Linked DNA regions of Homo sapiens: all the other regions are linked to region 3. Evidence: chromatin contacts called from ENCODE Hi-C or POLR2A ChIA-PET data. All regions are on one chromosome and are shown on one strand. Each heading gives the region's core, a stretch centred on a gene start or an enhancer-like site at or near the end of the contact. The rest is flanking DNA. Distances are from core to core; before and after follow the strand shown.

What was found. Hi-C counts contacts between places; a loop is a spot of excess contacts on that map. ChIA-PET counts read pairs that join two places held with the same protein, here RNA polymerase II (POLR2A). Pooled maps may share reads with other maps.
Region 1: a loop to region 3 is called in a pooled map, with 2.4 times the contacts of the local background. The contact joins two enhancer-like sites. A Hi-C loop is called at or near these places in 1 of 37 single-sample maps with no recorded cell type and 3 of 50 pooled maps. POLR2A ChIA-PET finds 5 or more read pairs at or near these places in 7 of 52 experiments (BJ, GM12878, K562 and 4 more).
Region 2: a loop to region 3 is called in a map of chondrocyte, with 5 times the contacts of the local background. The contact joins two enhancer-like sites. A Hi-C loop is called at or near these places in 5 of 168 maps with a recorded cell type or tissue (B cell, K562, chondrocyte and 2 more), 8 of 37 single-sample maps with no recorded cell type and 15 of 50 pooled maps. POLR2A ChIA-PET finds 5 or more read pairs at or near these places in 5 of 52 experiments (GM12878, H1, K562 and 2 more).

What each region holds. Positions count from the first base shown.
Region 1 is chr22:20,518,899-20,521,598 of GRCh38, reverse strand. The region is part of intron 1 of MED15 (mediator complex subunit 15); the gene reads right to left. Among named protein-coding and RNA genes, the nearest start is that of MED15, 13 kb to the right of the region's middle. Within about 2 kb of position 1,323, at least 5 of the 41 ENCODE cell types and tissues checked have a DNase peak (open chromatin) inside an H3K27ac peak, as active enhancers do.
Region 2 is chr22:20,565,754-20,568,453 of GRCh38, reverse strand. It overlaps MED15 (mediator complex subunit 15), which reads right to left. Exons shown (of 18, transcript NM_001003891.3): 7 at 1,637-1,987. Among named protein-coding and RNA genes, the nearest start is that of MED15, 59 kb to the right of the region's middle. Within about 2 kb of position 1,338, at least 17 of the 41 ENCODE cell types and tissues checked have a DNase peak (open chromatin) inside an H3K27ac peak, as active enhancers do.
Region 3 is chr22:20,749,316-20,752,015 of GRCh38, reverse strand. PI4KA (phosphatidylinositol 4-kinase alpha) reads left to right here. Exons shown (of 55, transcript NM_058004.4): 26 at 261-342; 27 at 640-723; 28 at 2,022-2,111. Among named protein-coding and RNA genes, the nearest start is that of SERPIND1, 23 kb to the left of the region's middle. RefSeq lists enhancers at 1-549, 1,571-1,690. Within about 2 kb of position 1,320, at least 11 of the 41 ENCODE cell types and tissues checked have a DNase peak (open chromatin) inside an H3K27ac peak, as active enhancers do.

The sequences.
Region 1 (2,700 bases), core at 74-2,573, 230 kb after region 3:
TGGTGAAACCCCATCTCTACTAAAAAAAATACAAAAAAAAAAAAAAAATTAGCCGGGTGTGGTGATGGGCGCCTGTAGTCCCAGCTACTCAGGAGAATGGTGTGAACCCGGGAGGCAGAGCTTGCAGTGAGCCAAGATCACGCCACTGTACTCCAGCCTAGGCGACAGAGTGAGACTCAGTCTCAAAAAAAACAAAAACACAGGCTGGGCATGGTGGCTCATGCCTGTAATCCCAGCACTTTGGGAGGCCGAGGTGGGTGGATCCCCTGAGGTCAGGAGTTCGAGACCAGCCTGGCCAACATGGCAAAACCCAGTCTCTACTAAAAATATAAAAATTAGCTAGGCATGGTGGTACGTGCCTGTAATCCCAGCTAATCGGGAGGCTGAGGCAGGAGAACTGCCGGAACCTAGGAGGCAGAGGTTGCAGGGAGCCAAGATTGTGCTACTGCACTCCAGCCTGGGTAACAGAGTGAGACTCCATCTCAAAAAAAAAAAAAAAAAAAAAAAAAATAGAACAACTGCTGCCTGTGAGGATAAATGAGGATAAATTTCACACATGATGCACACAATTGCACAGAGGACTGTAATCCCAGCACTCTGGGAGGCTGAAGCAGGTGGATTGCTTGAGCCCAGGAGTTCGAGACCAGCCTGGGAAACATGGCAAAACCCCATCTCTACAAAAAACACAAAAATTAGCAGGGCATGGTGGTGAGCACCTGTAGTACCAGCTACTTGGGAGGCTGAGGTGGGAAGATTGCTTGAGCCCACAGGAGGTCGAGACTGCAGTTAGCCGAGATTGTACCACTGCACTCTACCCTGGGCAACAGGGCGAGACCCTGTCTCGAAAAAAAGATGGCACAGAGTGTGATTGCACAGAGATTCCAAATGTCTCGGCTGGCCATGGAAGTCAGAAGAGTGGTGCACAGTTTGCCCTGGCTGGGTGCAGATCTGGGGAGTATCAACAGTTCTCTGGTGGCACACTCAAGATTGGAAGTATGCGTGTCGTTCACTGTGATAGGGATTATACCTCAATTTAAACACCCCATGAAATAAGCAAGAGCTCTGAGCCTGTGCCTCAGGACCCTGCCCTGTTCTTTGGTTGGCCTGAATGCCTACTACAGAGCACTTGGCAGGGACTTCTCCCTCACACGAATCAAAGCAGACTGACAGCACTTGCAGGACGTATGGTGACCCACCGAGGCTTCTGAGGACGAACCCTGAGTTCTACTTCACAACAGGGGCTCTGTCTCACACATAGCAGACTCATCACTTCCTCAAAGGTCATGTCTGATGAGGAGGACTGAAAGGAAGCTTGGAAAGAGCAAAGAACAGAAGAGAAGGGCAGCGGGCACGTGGGATGAGTCACTTCTTAACCTACAAGCACTGCTTTCACCCAGCCCCCAGAGCCCACCAACATAAGAAGAAGCAAGGGGTACGTAGGCTGGGAAGAACAGAAGTTCCAGGGGTGGGGGCCTTGCTGGTCCCCTGCCTTTGGCCCAGATGTCCCTCATTCCCCTTCAGCCCTCCAGCTCACACTTCACTCTTGTGTGAGCCCCTATCTCTCCCCCAGATTCATAGGCAGAGCTCAGAGAAGCTGCTGGGGCCAAGGATTAAAAGTGAACAAATCCTGCCAAAGAGAAGGGCTAGTTAAAAAAAAATTAAAATTAAAAAGACAGAAACAAATAAAAGGAAACGAAGCCCAGAAGGAGGAGGCCCCCAGGGAGTATGGGAAGATGGTAAAAGTGAGAATGAGCTGGTGAATCCCAGGGAAGAGGATGCCTGAGTGCTTTTACTGTCCTTGCAACTCTCTGTACATTTGAAATATTCTCAAAATAAAAACCTCAGGCCGGATGCAATGGCTCACGCCTGTAATCCCAGCACTGTGGGAGGATGCGGCAGGCAGATCACCTGAGGTCAGAAGTTTGAGACCAGCTTGGCCAATATGGTGAAGCCCCATCTCTAATAAAAATACAAAAATTAGCCAGGTGTGGTGGTGCAGGCCTGTAATCCCAGCCACTCAGAAGGCTGAGGCACAAGAATCACTTGAACTCGGAAGGCGGAGGTTGCAGTGAGCCAAGGTCAGGCCAGTGAGCCGAGGTCAGGCCACTGCACTCCAGCCTGGGCAACAGAGCAAGACTGTCTCAAGAAAAAAAAAAAAAAACACCCTCAAAATAAGGAGACATGGGGCTTGGAAAGAAGGTAAAGCATCTTCTCCAAGGACTCACTGCCCTAAATAACAGAGTTATTGTACCTCAAGCCCTTAACCCAATCACAGGGCCTCTATTAACAGCCCTGCACCTAGACTAGAAAGAGAGTCATTACTAAAGTTGAGGCGAACATCTCCCTTATGGGGTGATGGTTTAGAGGTAATTATGCCTTGGCTGCTATTCTATTCCCCTCTGTTCTCTAGCCTGTACTCCCCTTTGTCTTTAAATAAATGTCTCAGGGCCAGGCACAGTGGCTCACACCTGTAATCCCAGCACTTTGGGAGGCGGAGGCAGCAGATCGCTTGAGCCCAGGAGTTGGAGACCAGCCTGGACAACATGGCAAAACCCTTACTCTACAAAAAATTACACAAATTAGCCGGGCATGGAGGCACACACCTGTGGTCCCAGCTACTTGGGAGGCTGACGTGGGAGGATCGCTTGAGCCCAGGAGGTGGAGGTTGCAGTGAGCCACAATCACGCCACTGCACTTCAG
Region 2 (2,700 bases), core at 89-2,588, 180 kb after region 3:
TGGAAGCTTAGGAAATGGAGCCTTTCTTGAGGTGAGGAATGGGACTTTCATGACCTCATGTGCTGTGATGTCACCTTACTGGCCATCTAGGATCCCATTAGCTCAAATCCAATTCTGGCAAGTGGCAATGTGGCCCTCCCACTGGGATGTCTCCACACATCCCTCAGCACCAGCTATCACAAGCACTGACGACTTCCAATGCAGAGCTTACAGCCTAGCCTGCTCATCCTCTGGGCCAAGCATGCTGATGGTCCACAAGAGCTTCACTCAGCCTGATTCCTTGAAGGAAAGCTGGGTTAGCCGGCCAGCAGAGGGCAGGGCGTAGTAGCTCCTGTCTGTATTCTCAGCATTCTGGGAGGCCAAGGCCAGTGGATCGCTTAAGCCCAGGAGATCAAGACTAGCCTGGGCAACACGGCCAAACCCCATATCTACAAAATATACAAAAATTTGGCTAGGTGTGGGGATGCACACCTGCAGCCCCAGCTACTTGGGAGGCTGAGGTGGGAGAATCGCTTGAGCAGGGAGGTCTGATCACATCAGTGCACTCCAGCCTGGAAAACAGAGACCCTGTCTTCAAAAGAAAAAAGTGGGGGTGGGGGGCAAACTTGGGCAAAAGGGGCAACTGTGGAGCCACTGCATGGAGGGGCCTCCAGAAGGACGAGACAGGCCCGCGCCACCATGCAGGGGGCTCTTCCTTAGACATCTCCAAGTCACCAGGGCAAACCCTGCCAGGGCACATTCCAACATGCAGCGGGCTCTTCCTTAGACATCTCCAAGCCACTAGGGCAAACCCTGCCAGGGCACATTCCACCATGCAGCACACAAGGGTTTCAGTCTGCACAGTCCCCGGGGTCAGGCAGTGTGTCGACTCCCAGGTGACAGATGAGTGAGCATATCTGCTCCTCACAACTCTCCTAGACTTCCAGTCTGCCTATGAGGCCTCTTGTTCACCCCCACACTTGCCTCAGGCCCCATTCCACTCATGAATCACAAACAGAAAAGGCCACAAAAACCAAGGGAGCCAAAGAGTTGTCCAAATGGCCCCTTGATGCAGCTACCTTCATCCTGGTGATCATACTCTGTCCTCTGTGCCTGTCACTGAGTAGACTGGCTTTGTGCAGAGATACAAAATGAAACTAGGAATAACAGTATTTTATATTAATACTCCTCTCAAAAATATAGTAATGAACTTTGTTCTCCTGAGACTTGGCAGAGTGTAAAGGAAAAAAAAAGATATTTGCTTAGAACATTAACTCTGAGTAGTTGGCAAACCACCAGACACTGACGGAGCTGGCACATCCTTTCATGTGGTGCTCATCAGTCGAAGTGCTCACACCCTGAAAGGGCCCACAGAACTGCTGCAATCAGCCACACTGCTTGGAATGCGACTTGGTGCCCCAGTAGCAGCAGCAGTACCCTGTGCGGGGTGCAGAAGCAGCTCTCAGAACACAAAATGCAAAACACATGCTTCCCTGCTGAGCCATGCTAGAGTCGGCAGGGCTGGCAAGGGGTGGGGGCTGCCTGAAGTCTCAGCACTTGAAGAATAGGATATGCTATCTCTAGCCAAAGAGCCTAGAAACTACTGCTGACAGAGCCACGGGCTGCATGTGCTCCACTGTGGGCCACAGGTACTCACAAATTTCAGTGGTGGTTGGGTATACAACATTTGTCCAGGGAGAGCTTGCGCCTGTGACACCAAAGGCTGGGTCTGCGACTGTGGCGGGAGTTGTGATGGTTGGTTCTGAGCAACTGGAGGCTGCTGGGGCTGTGGTGGCGGCTGGTGGTGCTGTGTGTGATGCATCTGCTGCAGCTGCTGGGGCAGAGCCTGGGAGGGCGGAGGCTGTGGCTGCTGCATCGGTGGCTGCTGAATTGGTGGCTGGGCCTGCAAAGCCTGCTGCTGCTGCTGCTGCTGCTGCTGCTGCTGCTGTTGCTGTTGTTGGAGCTGCAGCTGTGCTATTCGCTGCAGCTGCTGTTGCTGCTGCTGTATCTAGAGACAGAACAAGCAGCACTCGGTTATCACTCATCTGCCTCTGTGGCACCAGCTCCTCCCTGTGACAGTCTGGGCCTCAGGAAGCCCAGGTGGCCATCTGCAGAGCCATCAAGAAAGCCTTCCTGGCTGGGTGCAGTGGCTCACGCCTGTAATCCCAGCACTTTGGGAGGCCGAGGCGGGCAGATCACCTGAGGTCAGGAGTTCGAGACCAGCCTGGACAACCTGGCGAAACCCCGTCTCTACTAATAATACAAAAATTAGCCAGGCATGGTGGCTCACACCTGTAATCCCAGCTACTTGGGAGGCTGAGGCAGGAGAATCACTTAAACTGGTGGGGCAGAGGTTGCAGTGAGCCGAGATCACACCACTGCACTCCAGCCTGGGCAACAGAGTAAGAGGCAAAAAAAAGTCTCAAAAAAAAAAAAAAAAAAAAGGCCTTCCTGGGCTGACAGGCTGACCTCTCACTCACACGGGGAGGGGCACATCTCCCACAGAAAGGCTCTGGGCCCCCCGAGGCCAACACCAGCTGCCTTCCTGACACCGGGGAGGCACCAAGTGTGTGCCTGGGCTCTGGTCTACCATTCCACTAGGATGGTTCAAAGGGCATACCTAGAAACTTCAGCAAAAGATGACAAGGAATAGGTACAGCTCCATGGAAGCTAGGATAAAAGCTGGGGCAACTGCAGATTTCTGAAGCCTCTGCAACGATG
Region 3 (2,700 bases), core at 71-2,570:
CCAAGGCAGTTGGTGTCAGGTTTGTCTGGCCCTAAGAAGTGGGGCTGGCAGGGGCCTGGGGAGCCTTTCTGACCAGGCGTTGCTCACCTTACTGCAATGAGCCTGAGGAGGCCAGGCATCCTGCTGCAAGGGCCTCCCGACCTCCTCCTTCAGCTGGCCTGAAGCAGATATGGGCTCGGGCTGGCAGCTGAGGGGGCTCCTAGAAGCAGACCTTCCTTGGAGGTTTGGCTCTTGGTCCTGAGAGCTGGCTCTTGGTGCAGGTTTCCCCACTTGCTCTGGAGCGGGACTGTGCTGAAGACCATGCTGGACATCCTGCAGACCCTGTCACTGTCACTGAGCGCTGTGAGTGTCCCCAGGAGACCTAGGGCCCAAACACCACCCGCTCTACCACCACCCCGCCGGCCCTGTCCGCCCTGTGTTGTGGCATGCTTCTCTGACAATAAGCCTGAACATAATTAATGCTACAGGTGTCGAGTTGGGGGTGAGGGGGCCCAAATCCACCTGGTGTTTTGCAATAAGTTGCATCAAGTATGGAGGCCTGTCACAGACAGACAGGTGGTGGGTAGGGGTGGCCCATGTGGTTGCTAGTGGCAACTTGGGGAAGGCAGTTTGGAAGAGGGAGTCTTGCTGTGCTTGCAGGATATTCACAAGGATCAGCCTTACTATGACATCCCCGACGCCCCCTACCGGATCACGGTTCCTGACACGTACGAAGCCCGTGAGGTAGGCCCGACACGATCCCCTGCACTAAGGGCCATCTTTACCACAATTCCCTGAGTATTTCCACGAGATGGTCAACCTGCATGAGCTCACCCAGTCCCCAGCAATTTGAGGTGTGGGTGGTGCTGGCCCCATCCCCCAGTGAGGAGACCAAGCCATTGCCAGGCTCCACCGAGTGCAAGGGGAGCTGGCTGCCCCCAGGTCGCTCTGTCTTCCAAGCCCAGCTCCCCCACCTCAGCCATGTTGACTCAGCTGTGTTCTCGGTTTAGCTGCCAAAGAGGTCTTCAGCTACCAGCCAGTTTATAGCCTCTCGAGTCTGCGTCGCACAAGCATGATTTTCAGGTGGACTTCACTTCTCTGAGGTGCACTGACATTTTGTTATTGTGGTAATAGGGGATCATGCCTTTGACTTGTGCTATCCAATGGGGAAACTGGCAGAATAAATCACTCCAAAAGAGGAGGATGTACTGGGTCTCTCCTCTCCCCAACTCGGTCTCAGAGCCCTCACTGTGGCAAGACTGCAACTCAGCTCACAGCTCCTTCAGCCTGGGCTGAGTCATGTCCTACCTCTGGACCTCTGCCAGACCAGCTGTCAATGGGGAGTTTCCCACAGAGTGGTGTGGCACCGAAGAGGATTTTGCCACGCAGAGCCTGCCCTTCCATCCAGTCCCAGACCCAGGACACAAGTTGCACAGTGTCCCTGTGACATGTTATTCTTGTAGATTCTGCCACAAACCTTGTGCAGGAATTACATACAGATCATAGTGTGTGTGGGCTTCCTGGCCCCAGGGGCCTTGAGGTTCAAACTTAGTGGCTGTGCTAGTCTCTTGGGCTTCTGTAGCAAAAGACAATAGACTGGGCAGCTTGAAAGGTCTTGACAGACATTGATTGTCTTACAGTTCTGAGGGCCGAAGTGTAAAATCAAAGTGTTGGCAGAGCTGGTTTCTGTGGAGACCTCTCTCCTTGGCTTGTGAATGGCAGCCTTCTCCCTGTGTCTTTACGTGTTCTTCCCTCTGTGCACACCCTCCTCCCTGCCCCAGTATTTCTGTGTGTCCAGATTTCCTCTGCACACACGTAAGGAAGGATACTGGCCAGATTGGATCAGGACCTACCCTATCAGCCTTTTAATTGAATCACCTCTTTAAAGCCCTATCTCCAAATGAGTTCCACTCTGAGGTACTGGTACCAGTTAAGGCGCAGCATAGGGATTTGGGGAGACATAGTTCAGCCCATGACAGTCACTACGGCAGCTCAGATGAACTGACCTCGGGTTGTTGAGAAGCAGCTTCACCCTCTTCCAGAGCATTGTGAAGGACTTCGCTGCACGCTGTGGGATGATCCTCCAGGAGGCCATGAAGTGGGCACCTACCGTCACCAAGTCCCACCTGCAGGTACTTGAAACCATCAAAAGGCAATTGCCATAAGCTCCTTCAAACTCCCAAAAAAGCTTTACAGAGACATGAAGAACTCAAAATCCAAATAGCACTAGTGTGAATGGAGACTGGAAGCATCAGTCTAGGGCCTGAGAATAATAGATGCCTCAGAGGCTGCTCTGTGTGTTAGGAGCGCCTGTGGGGCCAGTGCTGGCCAGGGCACAAGGAGGGCATCTGACGGCTCACACCAGGTGAGGTGCCAGGTCTGTGGCAAGACTTGGGGGCTGCTCACGAGAGGAAGGGCTTGTGTGGTGGATGTGGGAGGCTGCCAGATGGCAGCATCTCTAAGTGCCAAGTGCATTGCTGGCACCTGTGCCCAAAGGCAGGGGCCTGACCAAGGCTGGTGGAGCAGAGGCAGAGTTGGGGACTTGTGTCCCATTAAAGCTCCACATAAGCTGCACATGTAGGTGCATGGGAGTCTTTCAGACAAAAACACTGGTTTGGAAACTCAGATGGCCACGAAGTAAACCATGTAATGCCACAGGGTGTGAGAGGAAAGAATTGCCTTAAAAGGAATCAAAGATGAGAAAAATACCTCTGGAAGGAA